Linked DNA regions of Mus musculus: region 1 is linked to region 2. A link is a loop called in an ENCODE intact Hi-C map of the cell type or tissue named here. Cell type or tissue: left cerebral cortex. All regions are shown on one strand. Each heading gives the region's core, and the rest is flanking DNA. Links, peaks and the distances in the headings are about the cores only. Region 1 holds the start of L3mbtl3 (L3MBTL3 histone methyl-lysine binding protein). Region 2 holds the start of Gm48893 (a long non-coding RNA gene).

What was found. Peaks named below come from ENCODE experiments on the same cell type or tissue, not always from the same donor. Only the 100,000 strongest peaks of a DNase experiment are listed, where the experiment ranks them.
Region 1: it touches region 2 in a loop (2.8-fold over the local background); 7 of 42 quality-filtered maps call a loop at or near these places.

The regions. Positions count from the first base shown.
Region 1 is chr10:26,370,894-26,376,264 of GRCm38, reverse strand. It overlaps L3mbtl3 (L3MBTL3 histone methyl-lysine binding protein), which reads left to right and starts at 2,193. Exons shown (of 22, transcript NM_001359254.1): 1 at 2,193-2,564. In left cerebral cortex, for the core only: a CTCF peak has its summit at 3,155 (motif pointing left); DNase peaks (open chromatin) are centred at 1,475, 2,073, 2,451, 3,146 and 1 more place; H3K4me3 peaks cover 3,200 bases; H3K27ac peaks cover 1,673 bases.
Region 2 is chr10:26,692,556-26,697,926 of GRCm38, reverse strand. It overlaps Gm48893 (a long non-coding RNA gene), which reads right to left and starts at 2,635. Exons shown (of 2, transcript XR_003948859.1): 1 at 2,144-2,635. In left cerebral cortex, for the core only: no CTCF peak of the experiment used is centred there; DNase peaks (open chromatin) are centred at 1,458 and 2,599; H3K4me3 peaks cover 1,375 bases; H3K27ac peaks cover 697 bases.

The sequences.
Region 1 (5,371 bases), core at 236-5,235, 320 kb after region 2:
CAAAGAAATCTATAACCTTCTCGGTCTTTCACATTTGTTTGGGCCGTTCTTTGAAGCAGCTCGGAGCAGCGACAAGGATCGCGGAGAGATGCACCTGAAGCAGTTGTGTGCGGGCGGCCGAGGCGGCCGAGCCGCTCAATCGCGGCTTTCCAGCGGCGAAGGCGCAGCAGCAGTCAGAGGGAAGGCAGTGCGAGCCTCCTCGGCAGCGGCGGCGGCGGCGGCACCGGCACCAGCGCAGTTTCCCCTCTCCCCAGCCCTGACTCTACGCGCACATGCGCACTGCGCCCGCAGCCCTGGACCATTTGTCAGGACTACTCGTGAGACGGAGAAAAAAAAAAGAGAGAAAATTTGGGGGTAAGGAGCGCTTGATCAGATCTAATCTCTAATTAATCTGCAGATCAGCCTGCGCCAGAGCCATTCATTGATTTTTTTCTGGGTGAGGATGAAAGTTCTGAGACCTAGAGAGGGAAGGAAGCGCACCCTCGTCTTGGGAAAGAGATCAGGGGAGGGGAAGGAAAGAAGGGGTTTCTCCCCCACTTCTCTGCGCCTCTGGGAAAGAGGAGAAAACTTAATCCCGGGGAAAAAAAGTGGGCAAGTGACTCGGAAGCGGCTGGAGGGGGAGTCTGTGGGCATCTCACTCTGAAGTAGTGAGTGCGAGTGCGAAAGAGGAACAAAAGAGCGAGAAAAGAGAAAGGAAAAAATGGGGGGAGGAGAGACTTGTATTTTTTCCTCCTTTGCGCGCACACGGGGAAGGGTGTGGGGGGCCGTGCGGAAGGGAGCGGGCCAAGGCGGCCGCGTTCGGCCGTCGCCCGCGCGCAGGCAGCGGGATGCGTGTGGGCCCCCTCCCCCCGCCCGGAGCTTGTCACTTTGGTCGCTTTTTTGACACCGGGTGCTGGGTGGCGGCGCTGGGGGGGGGGGGGGGAGCGCGGCACCGCGGGGCTGCGAGTCCGGGGCGGCGGTGGGGGGGAAACGCGGCGGAGCCGCAGCCTCCCCGGGGGCGCCGAGCGCGGTCGGCCTGAGCCTAAGGGGGGGAGGGGGCGGCTTCGGGAGGGGACCGCGGGCACGATCGGTGCGGCGGCGGGAGGACGCGAGCCCCGGCGCGCCGCCCCTGCGGCCCCCTCCGCCCGTGTGGCCTTTGTGCCGAGCGCGCACCGGGTGAGCGAGCGGGCGGGCGGGCGAGCGAGCGGGCGGGCGGGCGAGCGCGACAAGTCCAAGTACGGGAGACCGAGGCAGTGGGAAAAGAGGCCGGGCCACTTTGCTCGCCAGCCAGCTCGGCTGCGGAGAACCGACTGGTTGAATGTGGCAGAGGCGCGTCTCGCTGGCGCGGCCGTGTGTGTGTGTGTGTGTGTGTGTGTGTGTGTGTGTGTATGTGTGTGAGTGTGTATGTGTGTGTGTGTGTATGTGTGTGTGAGTGTGTGTCTCTGTGGCTGTGTGTGTCTGTGTATGTGTCGGTGAGTGTGTGTCGGTGTGAGTGTGAGCGCGCGCCGAGAGGCCTCCCTCCGCGACTCGCACCGCGCACACGCACCCGCACCCGCACGCACACCCGAGCCGCGGCGGGGCCGGCGGCCGAGAGTTTGCGTGTGTGCTCTCCCCGCTCGCCACCTCCCCGCTCCCCGCCGCCGACTGTGGGAGAATTTCCTAGAGATCGCCTCCAATTTCCGCCATTTTGGGAAAGTTGCACGGAAAAAAAAAAAGAAGAAGAAGAAGAAGAAAGAAATAAAGCCTCCGCTGGATTTTTTTTTTTTTTTTCCTCCTGCTGGAAGCAGGAAAGTGCTTTTAGGGAACGCGGCGGCGCGGGCTCGACACTGCCGTCCCCGCGGGGTGGAGGACGCGGGGCCGGGCCGGGCACCCGCACCGTCGCGGCGATCTTCTCCGCGCAGCGCCGCCGGTGCGGGCGCGGGCGTGCGAGCGAGGCGAGGCGAGGCGGTGGCGGGCTGCGGCGGGGGCCGTGGAGCCTGCAACTTGTTTACCGCCGCCCCGGGTGGCCGAGGCCGGCGGCCGGGGTCCGCCTCGCCACCCGTGCGTGCGCCGATCTGCGCTCATGGGCTACTGTCTGGTCCACGCTCGCGTCCTGGGCCCGGCGGGGCCGGCCTCGCGCAGCGGCGGCGGGGCGGGGGAAGTAGAGGCCGGCGGGGGTGGGGATCGGGAAGCGCAGGAGCGGAGGCATCCGCCGCGCGCCCCGCCAGCCAGCCAGCCGCCGGCCGGAGGAGGAGGCAAACTTGAGAGCGGCGGGGCCAGGGGCGCACTGGCGGAGGGAAAACTTTAATCGCCTTCTTGGGAGAATAGAAAAAGGGAAAAAGAGAAAAGGAAAAAAAAATCCAAAAGGCAAAAAAGTGCATGTGTGTGGGGGTTTCTAGGACCCGAACCTCACGATCGGATCTGATCCGATCACGGCCCACCGCGGGGCCGTGAGAGAAAGTTGACCAGCGTGGCGGCTTTCTTCGCGTCCGGCCGTGGTGTCTGTCTGTCCGTCCGCGCTCCGACCAAACGGGTGGGAGATCCAGCCGCACTGCCGGGTCGCGTGGGTCAGGGCTCTTGCCCCACCCTTCCACGGGGACACGAAGGTAAACTCGCTTTGGTTTTTCCTTCTCTGTCCTCCTGCAGCCACCGCCCAGCTTCCTTTTCCTCTCCTTTCCCCGCTGATTTATTTTTCTTCTTTTTTTTGTTTTTTTAGGGGGGGGGGACCCGAAAAACGGAGTCTCTTTCCTTATGCAACTTTCTCGGGCGCAGTTTGCTGGGCCCATCCCCCCCGCCTTCTGCATCCCTTGGCCCGCTCCTTTGCCACCTTGGGGCTACCGCCAAAAGCATGCATTTAAGATCATCCAAAGTGCCCAGGAACAAAAATAGATGTTAAAGAATTGTTCTAAGTTAAGGGAAACTGAGACGAGAAATAAGAAACCGGTTTGAGTGTGTGTGTGTGTGGGGGGGGGGGGGAGGTGCGTCGCCTGGGATGAGTGAGTTGAATTTTCATTTCAATTTTCGTAGGTGGTTGGTTATGATGCCTTTATTGGTGTGGGGAGCCCGGGAAGCTCTGTACTGGCTACCTCGGTTGCGTGGATTTTTGCGCAAGTTTTTAGAAAAACACTGACTCGAGTAGAGAGCCGGAAAGTTTCAAGTGCAGCAAAATAGTGAGCCTGCAAAACTGGCCAAGGGGGGACCTCTAGTGGTTAAACGCATCTTAAGTTCGAGAGACAAGACCAAAGTTTGGCCTTTACTTGTAGCTACATGCAGTCCGTTTAGACGTGGAAGTAATTAGAAGACCTGAGTTGCAGCCAGATGTGAGAAAGGATGCTAGTCCGAAATAGAAGTTTTGTAAATCAGAGAACAATGACGTCTAAGCTTGCGGACCCTGTGATTTCCATCCTTTCTTGCATACAGTAAGAAAACCAAAGCTTTTTATTCTGAGATTTGAGATTGACACTCCCTAGATAAGAAAGTTTGTCTTCTGTTTACCATCATCTGTACCTCCGTTTTTTTTTTTTTTTATTTCCCCTCTTACGACTCATAGCAGGTAGCTTAATTCGGAATGTTAAGGAAAAGTCAAAATGAAACCTGTGCTTAGCACTTTGCAAAAAACTGAAAAAAAAACAAACCTGAAATTAGCTTTTATATGAACTGATCATTTTGTATGTGTCTCTGATGCATATAATCTCAGGCTAACAAATTATTCAACAATTTACGTATAAACTTACATAATATATACTCATAAAATACATAGTATCTTCTCGTAACGGTGTAATTTTGATTCACTGAGTAAAAACATTTATTTCAGTATACTTTGTATAATTTACGATTTAAACCACTTTATATATGCATGGGTTACATAACTATTTCCCAGTGTGTATTCTGTATTTAAAAAAAAAACATTGAATTTTAAGGATAAAAACAGGAGGGATTAAGGTTGTATAGAATCATTCTTGTAATTACCACCTGTCCGTCACAGTGAAAGAGACAGGGTCCATCCATCTATGTAGCTCAGGCTGGAGTTGAATTTGTATTTCCCTCCTGGTGCTTGGGTAACAGTCTTATTTACAATGGGAATTTTTATTATGTGGTTTAGAGTACGGGAATGATGTGAGTGATTAAAATTAATTTCACCTTACATGTACCTAGTTAATTTGAATACACAGTGCAGTGTGGTGTGATGGGTGTTGAGTTTGAATTGTATATTATGGATGCGAGGGCTTTATGAGAGTGCTTTGAGGGTGTTTGTTTGTTTGTTTGTTTGTTTTCCTTTTCCTCCAATATAATCAATGCTAGATCCTTAAAAGAAGTCTTGGGGGTACACAGCAGTTCTGAAGGTCACCAGACAGATGTCTTTCACTGGACACTTGGTTTCCAGTGCAGCTGGAAATTAAAGAGAGTGTGTGACAGGGTTAGTAGAAAGGAAAACAACAACAAAACTTAAGTTTGTGGGAACTGCTTTGAATGTTTGAACAAGTAGACAGTAGGCGTGCTTGAAAAGGTGAAAGAAGCATTGGGCAAAAAGGAGTGTCCCGTAGCGTATGTGTGCCTTTGGTATGGTTGCATGGGAGGCCAGAGACCAGCTTGAGTTGTTACAGTTACAAGCTTTCCTGCTCTGCTCCCAGTCATCCTTTTTTCCCCCCTCCCTCTCTCCAAACCTGGCTCACTGATTGGCTAGACTGGCTGGCCAGTGAGCTGCAGGCCCTCCCTCCAGTGCTCAGGTTACAGAGGAGAGCGCTCCGGGATTTAGGGATTTAGGGAAGTGCTGGGGAATCTGAACTCGGGTCTTTGTGCTTTCTTGGCTGTCTCTTTATTGACTTTGCCTTCTCCCAGTTCCTTGTTACTAGATTTTGGGGGAGGAGACGGGTAATGAAGGGTTTCTCTGTGTAGTCCTGGTTGTCCTAAAACTCTCCCTGTAGGCCAAGTTGGCCTCCAACTCACAGAGATGCACCCACCTCTGCCTCAGGCATTCTGGGATTAAAGGTGTGTGCCACTACCACTCAACCATTACTGTATTCTTTTTTTTGTTTTTGGTTTTGTGTGTGTGTGTGTGTGTGTGTGTGTGTGTAGCCATGGCTGTCCTGGAACCCACTTTGTAGACCAGGCTGGCCTCAAACTCAGCAATCCGCCTGCCTCTGCCTCCCGAGTGCTGGGATTAAAGGCATGCACCACCACGCCCGGCTCATTACTGAATTCTTACTGGCGGTTCAGTTCCTTTTTTTTTTTTTTTTTCTACTGAAAACAATTGATTGATCGATTGAAAAAGTGGGGAATCCAGAACAAAGCAGTAGTGAATCAATTAATACCTTCTATAGGTGGATATACAATGGTAGGGAAGAGACAGGAGCTTTAAATGCCTTTGCAGCCTGAGCTACAATTTTGTAGCTAAAATTTATGACAGTTTGGG
Region 2 (5,371 bases), core at 275-5,274:
ACAAGAGAGCACTTGAAAAGTCAAACTATACTCAAGACAGTTACTGTTCAGTAAGGACTTATAAACATACTTTCCAAAAGTCCCATAAAGAGAGCAAGAACCAGCCAAGGAAAGGGTCTGGGAGATGGTTTTGATCTTGTGGCTGTTCTTTTCTCAAGACCTTAGGTTATTGGGAGCTTCTGACAAGGGTACGGCTTGTATTAACTACACAGAGACTTGTAAATGGAGGAGACCTTGGAGATCTTCAGCGAGAGTCAATCTGAGCCCTGTCCTTTACAGGTAGTTTTTGTAGGGTCATGGGTAAGCAGAGAGCTCAGAGTAGGGTTGCTGCTCATGATATTACCTGTGTATTTAAACCACCACCACCACAATTATAACAACAATGATGATGATAATGATTAGCCGCAGCAACAAAAGGAAAGCATAGGTCTCCTCCAGGGAAATCAAACTGTAAAAAGGGGTTTTTCTTTTGCACACACAAAAAAACTTTAATTAGAATCTTCTACTTCAGAACAAACTAGAAACAGGGAGTTTCAACTCTCTCAATTGAAGCAAGGTGCTCAAATTTGTGCCTCTTATTCCATTTCATCTAGAGGTTACAATGTGTTTCGAAGTTTCCATCATTATCTTTAATTGGCCCTTTTCAAGGCTAGGACACACAGCTCTGGCCTTTCCCACCTGCTTTAATTTCGTGTGTCAGGTCCATGTTCACAACTGGTATAGATCTGCTGTGGCGGACGGCAGGTGCTTACGGGGGACATCAATGCCAAAATAAAGCAGGTGTTAAAGCAATAGCTGATTGTGTCAAGACTGATAGTGTCACCTGCTTATTGTTAAATGTGCCCACAGAGGAATGTTTTGCAAGCAGTAGCTGACATTTTAATAAAGACTTTAAAAGCCTTGTCCACAAAGTTCATCTTTCCGACAATTAACAGCTGAGCATCACGCACCCCCACGCCGTTTTCTTCCTCCTCATCTTTTCATGTTTACTCTGTATTTGCACTGTTTTAGCTTTGATACAGGGGGAAAGGAAATCAATTCTTCAACATCTAAGGGAAATAAGTTACTATTTTGTGTAAGCTATTAATGTGAATTATTTTAGTAAGGATGAAAGATATCTAATACCAAAGTAGGACAAAGGCATCTTCCTAACCCACTGACTAAGTCGACGATGGTCAGGTAAGGCTCAGGAAGCTATAACCATTTCATTTGCTTGCAGAGTGCTTCCTTCTTTAAAACATCCAGGCAATGTGATAGCAACGGAAGTTGTCGCTGCAATTAAATGGCCATTTGGGTGCCTTTTCTTTTGAAATGTGTGTTTTAGATTTGATTCAACTGCTTCTGGTTTAAGTTCTAAAAGCTCACCACACTCCTGCTTGCTTTACATGAAGAACCATCTGGAAGTCTGACTCCACAGTTTCCAATCCATACATACATACACACACACACACACACACACACACAAACTCACACACCCTTACCTACCTAACTGCATTTGGAAAATGGCTCTTTTCAGCTGATGTCTCTGAAGATATCCCATCTTGCCCAACATTCTGTACAAAGTTATGTGCTTATTTCTCAAAAATAAATACTGGGCACCTCTCGACAGCAATACAAACACCAGGTGAACACGGTGTGCACACAGCCAGCTACATAAGTTGATGCTACATAAGTTAATGTTAAGGTGTTAGCGTCACCTGTACTCTTTTTGGCTGACAGGGTAATTTTTTTTGAAGTTTTAGGGCTTTTATGTTTTATTTTTAATCAGTTTACTTATAGTCCAAGTTCTTTTACTTAATGGGAAAAAAAAGCAGGGAGCTTCATTTCTAAATATAATAAATTATCTTTAACCTGATCTTGCCAATGGAACGTTAAATGGCAGGATCAAGGCAAAATTCTACCAAGGTGGCCAGTTTTGGAGTCCAAAGAGGTAGAAGTCAGAGGGAATAAGAATGCTGTGTTTAATCTCTGTCAGAATTTTTTTTTTTAATCAATCCCCCAAGAGATCCCTTCCCCAGTCTCCTTTAAGAAGAAACTATTAACGCTGCGGTGAAGATCTCAATAGATAAAAGCTCTTTAACCATCCCTCTGAGATCTGACAACCCTCTTAAGTTAACGAAACCGGCAGAGACGCTCCCCTTACCTGCCGTAAAAGCAATGCACAAACCTAGTCACTGCTGCAACTACTTCCTCAGGTCCAGAGCGGGGGGTACCTCAGAGTCCCAAGAAATGGGGAAACGTGATCACGAGAAAGCATGGTCATAAGAGGTCCGTGACAGTCGCTTTCCTCCAGGCGCTATAACCCCTTCTCTGTGCCTCTCACCGGCCCCCTCAGGTGAGCCGAGATCCGGAGCCTGTTATTTCTGCTCCATCAGCAGGGCAGCTGTTTTAAGGACTGTGCGGGCCCGTGGGCACCAGAGGAGGAAGACCCGTTAGCAGGCAGCCTGCGCAAGTTTCAGCTGGTGCATGCCCGCGACCCCTGGCTGCTCAGCTGCTGCTGCTGAGGAGGATCCAAAGCTGATCCTGGTGCAGTGATCGGCTTCCCGGCAAGGAGCAGCAGCTGCGCACAAGCCTGCTGCCTTCAGGTCTAGTGCTAGCTGCTGTGCCAAAGGAAGCTCTCGGTGTGCACACACACAAAAAGAGAGGCTGTCTACTGGGCATGCTCAGACCCCAGCTGTCTCTCCAGGGCCTGTCAACTCTTGACATCTCTAAATATGAAAAAGGGATATTGAGGAAGCTGTGTAAGATGAGATTCAGAGGAGGCAATTTTAAGTTTGGGCATGACCTCCTTCCTCACCCCTCTGCTGTAAAAAGCAAAAAGCAAAAAACAAAAAAATAAAAAACAAAAAACAAAAAAAGATGCACTGTTGTGGATTTGACAATTCTTTTGACAGGTTGACAGGACCGTTTTGGAAGCTATCGATAGCTTTTAATCTCAACTGTCCCTATGCAATTAAACTGTCCCTGGGGTCAAGCACCCCTGGCTTAGGCAGTGAAACCCATTACTATCATTGATGGCTTAGGTATAGAATTGCCTATATTAGAAAGATTAAGCAATGAGCCACAAAATTATTGATCTCTGTGTATAATATGCTGCCTAGACTAATTTCTCAATGCAATGTTCTATAAAGTGATTTGCAATGTTAGATGGAAATGTTAATCCATATATTATGTTAATATATAGATTCATCTGCATATTAAAATAGCATACATTTTGAAACTTCAGTCTTACCCTCAGTGTCAGCAGAGAACATCTAATAATTCCGAATTATGAACACAAATCTTTCCTCGAGACTTGATAAATGGCAAGAATTCTACTAGTGTTCCTGTGAGGCTCAACTCTGGGATTGGTACGTTAATCTGAACTTTACATTGCCTGTAAACTGAGAAGCCAATGTTCTTGAATTTCCTGTAAACAAAGATCCCGATTCTTGTCCTTCTGTGGGGCTAGTCAAGTATTTTAAAAAAAAAATAGTACACTGTAGGTTTCCATCATAAGAAAATTGACTTGTCGATACTGTCTGCATTTTGATGTTTTGTGTGTTCCTTCTCCTCCTCTGCCCCTCCTCCCCCTCCCTCGTTCTCTTCTATCCTCTCAACCCTGCTGATCCTTTCTCTACATCCTTCTACCTCCCCCTAGGAATTCCAAGTGTCTCCTAAGATCAGAGAGCCCTGTCTGGCTACCCACCCTGTGAGGCCCCAGGGTTCACTTTATCACTCCAGCTTTAGAATCATCTCTAGTCAATTCTGTCTGACTACCAACTGTGAAGTGTTCCCTACTGCTGTGGAACACGCTGGGCATTTGCATCTGTATGATTGTAGACATCTGTCCCATTGCTATCATGTGCTTCAAGAATAAATGGAGGCACAAGAAGGAATCCTCCTACTGGGGTGGCCACTGGAGAAATTGATGGAGTTCATTCATTTATACATGTTTCCTGGAGGAGATGATTCCAGAAACAGAAAGATCTTTCTCAGGATCGAGCAATGCAAAAATCCCATAGGGAGAAGGGAAGGGTATAGCCTGGTTTGTGCAGACTTAACACTTAGATGACTAGGGTAGAGACAGTTTGTGTTTGTGTGTGTGTGTGTGTGTGTGTGTGTGTGTGTGTGTGCATTTGGAGACTAGAGCACAGCCTTTAGAAATGCCATGCTTCTTCTTTGAGACAGAGTTTCTCATTAGCTTGGAGCTCACCAACCAGGCTAGATGAGCCAGCAAGCCCCCCTGCCCTTGCCTGCCTCCCAGCACTGGGAGAATGATTAGTCACCATTCCTGGACTTGTGTTTGTTACTTGTACGCTCTATTTTGTTTCTCGTGTATTCTAGGATGAACTCAGGTCCTCGTGTTTGTGAGGTGAGCACCTTACGCACTGAGCTATCTCCCCACTTCAGTTCTGCTTACTGGCTCCTCACCCCAGCCTTGTTATGTGATTTTTTTTTTTTTTTAAATCCCAACAGGAATAAAGCAGAAATCAAGATTCACCTTCTACTGCTCCAGGCCCCAGGCTCATTATCTCAGCCTCAGTGCAGAGATTCTTCACCTCTTCTCCCTTATTTATTTCCTACATTTTAAAAAATAACATTTTTTTCTGTTCTTTATATTGTAGGAACTTGTTTCTAAAATGTATGGTGTCCTCATTACCAAAACCAAGCGTTTCTCCATTTGGTTTCAAAATTTTGGGTTACCTGTGCCTAATTATCTTCAATTCTTTATAAGCATCACATTTGGTTACCACAAGCGGCATCTCTTAGGCCCAGAAAAGAAATTCCTCCCATTACATAATAATCAAAACACCAAATGTACTAAACAAAGAAAGAATATTAAAAGGAGTAAGGGAAGAAGATCAAGTAACATATAAAGGCAGACCTATCAGAATTACACAAGACTTCTCACCAGAGACTATGAAAGCTAGAAAATCCTGGGCAGATGTCATACAGACCCTAAGAGAACACAAATGCCAGCCCAGGCTACTATACCCAACAAAACTCTCAATTACCATAGATGAAGAAACCAAGATATTCCATGACAAAACCAAATTTATAAAATATCTTTTCATAAATCCAGCCCTACAAAGGATAATAGATGGAAAACACCAAAACATGGAGGGAATTTACACCCTAGAAAAAGCAAGAAAGTGATCTTTCAACAACTCCAAAAAAAAAAGATAGCCACACGAACATAATTCCACCTCTAACAACAAAAATAACAGGAAGTAACAAGCACTTTTCCTTAATATCTTTCAACATCAATGGACTCAATTCCCCCAAAAAGACATAGACTAACAGACTGGATACATAATCAGGACCCAACATTTTGCTAGATACAAGAAACGCACCTCAGTGACAAAGGCAGACACTACCTCAGAGTAAA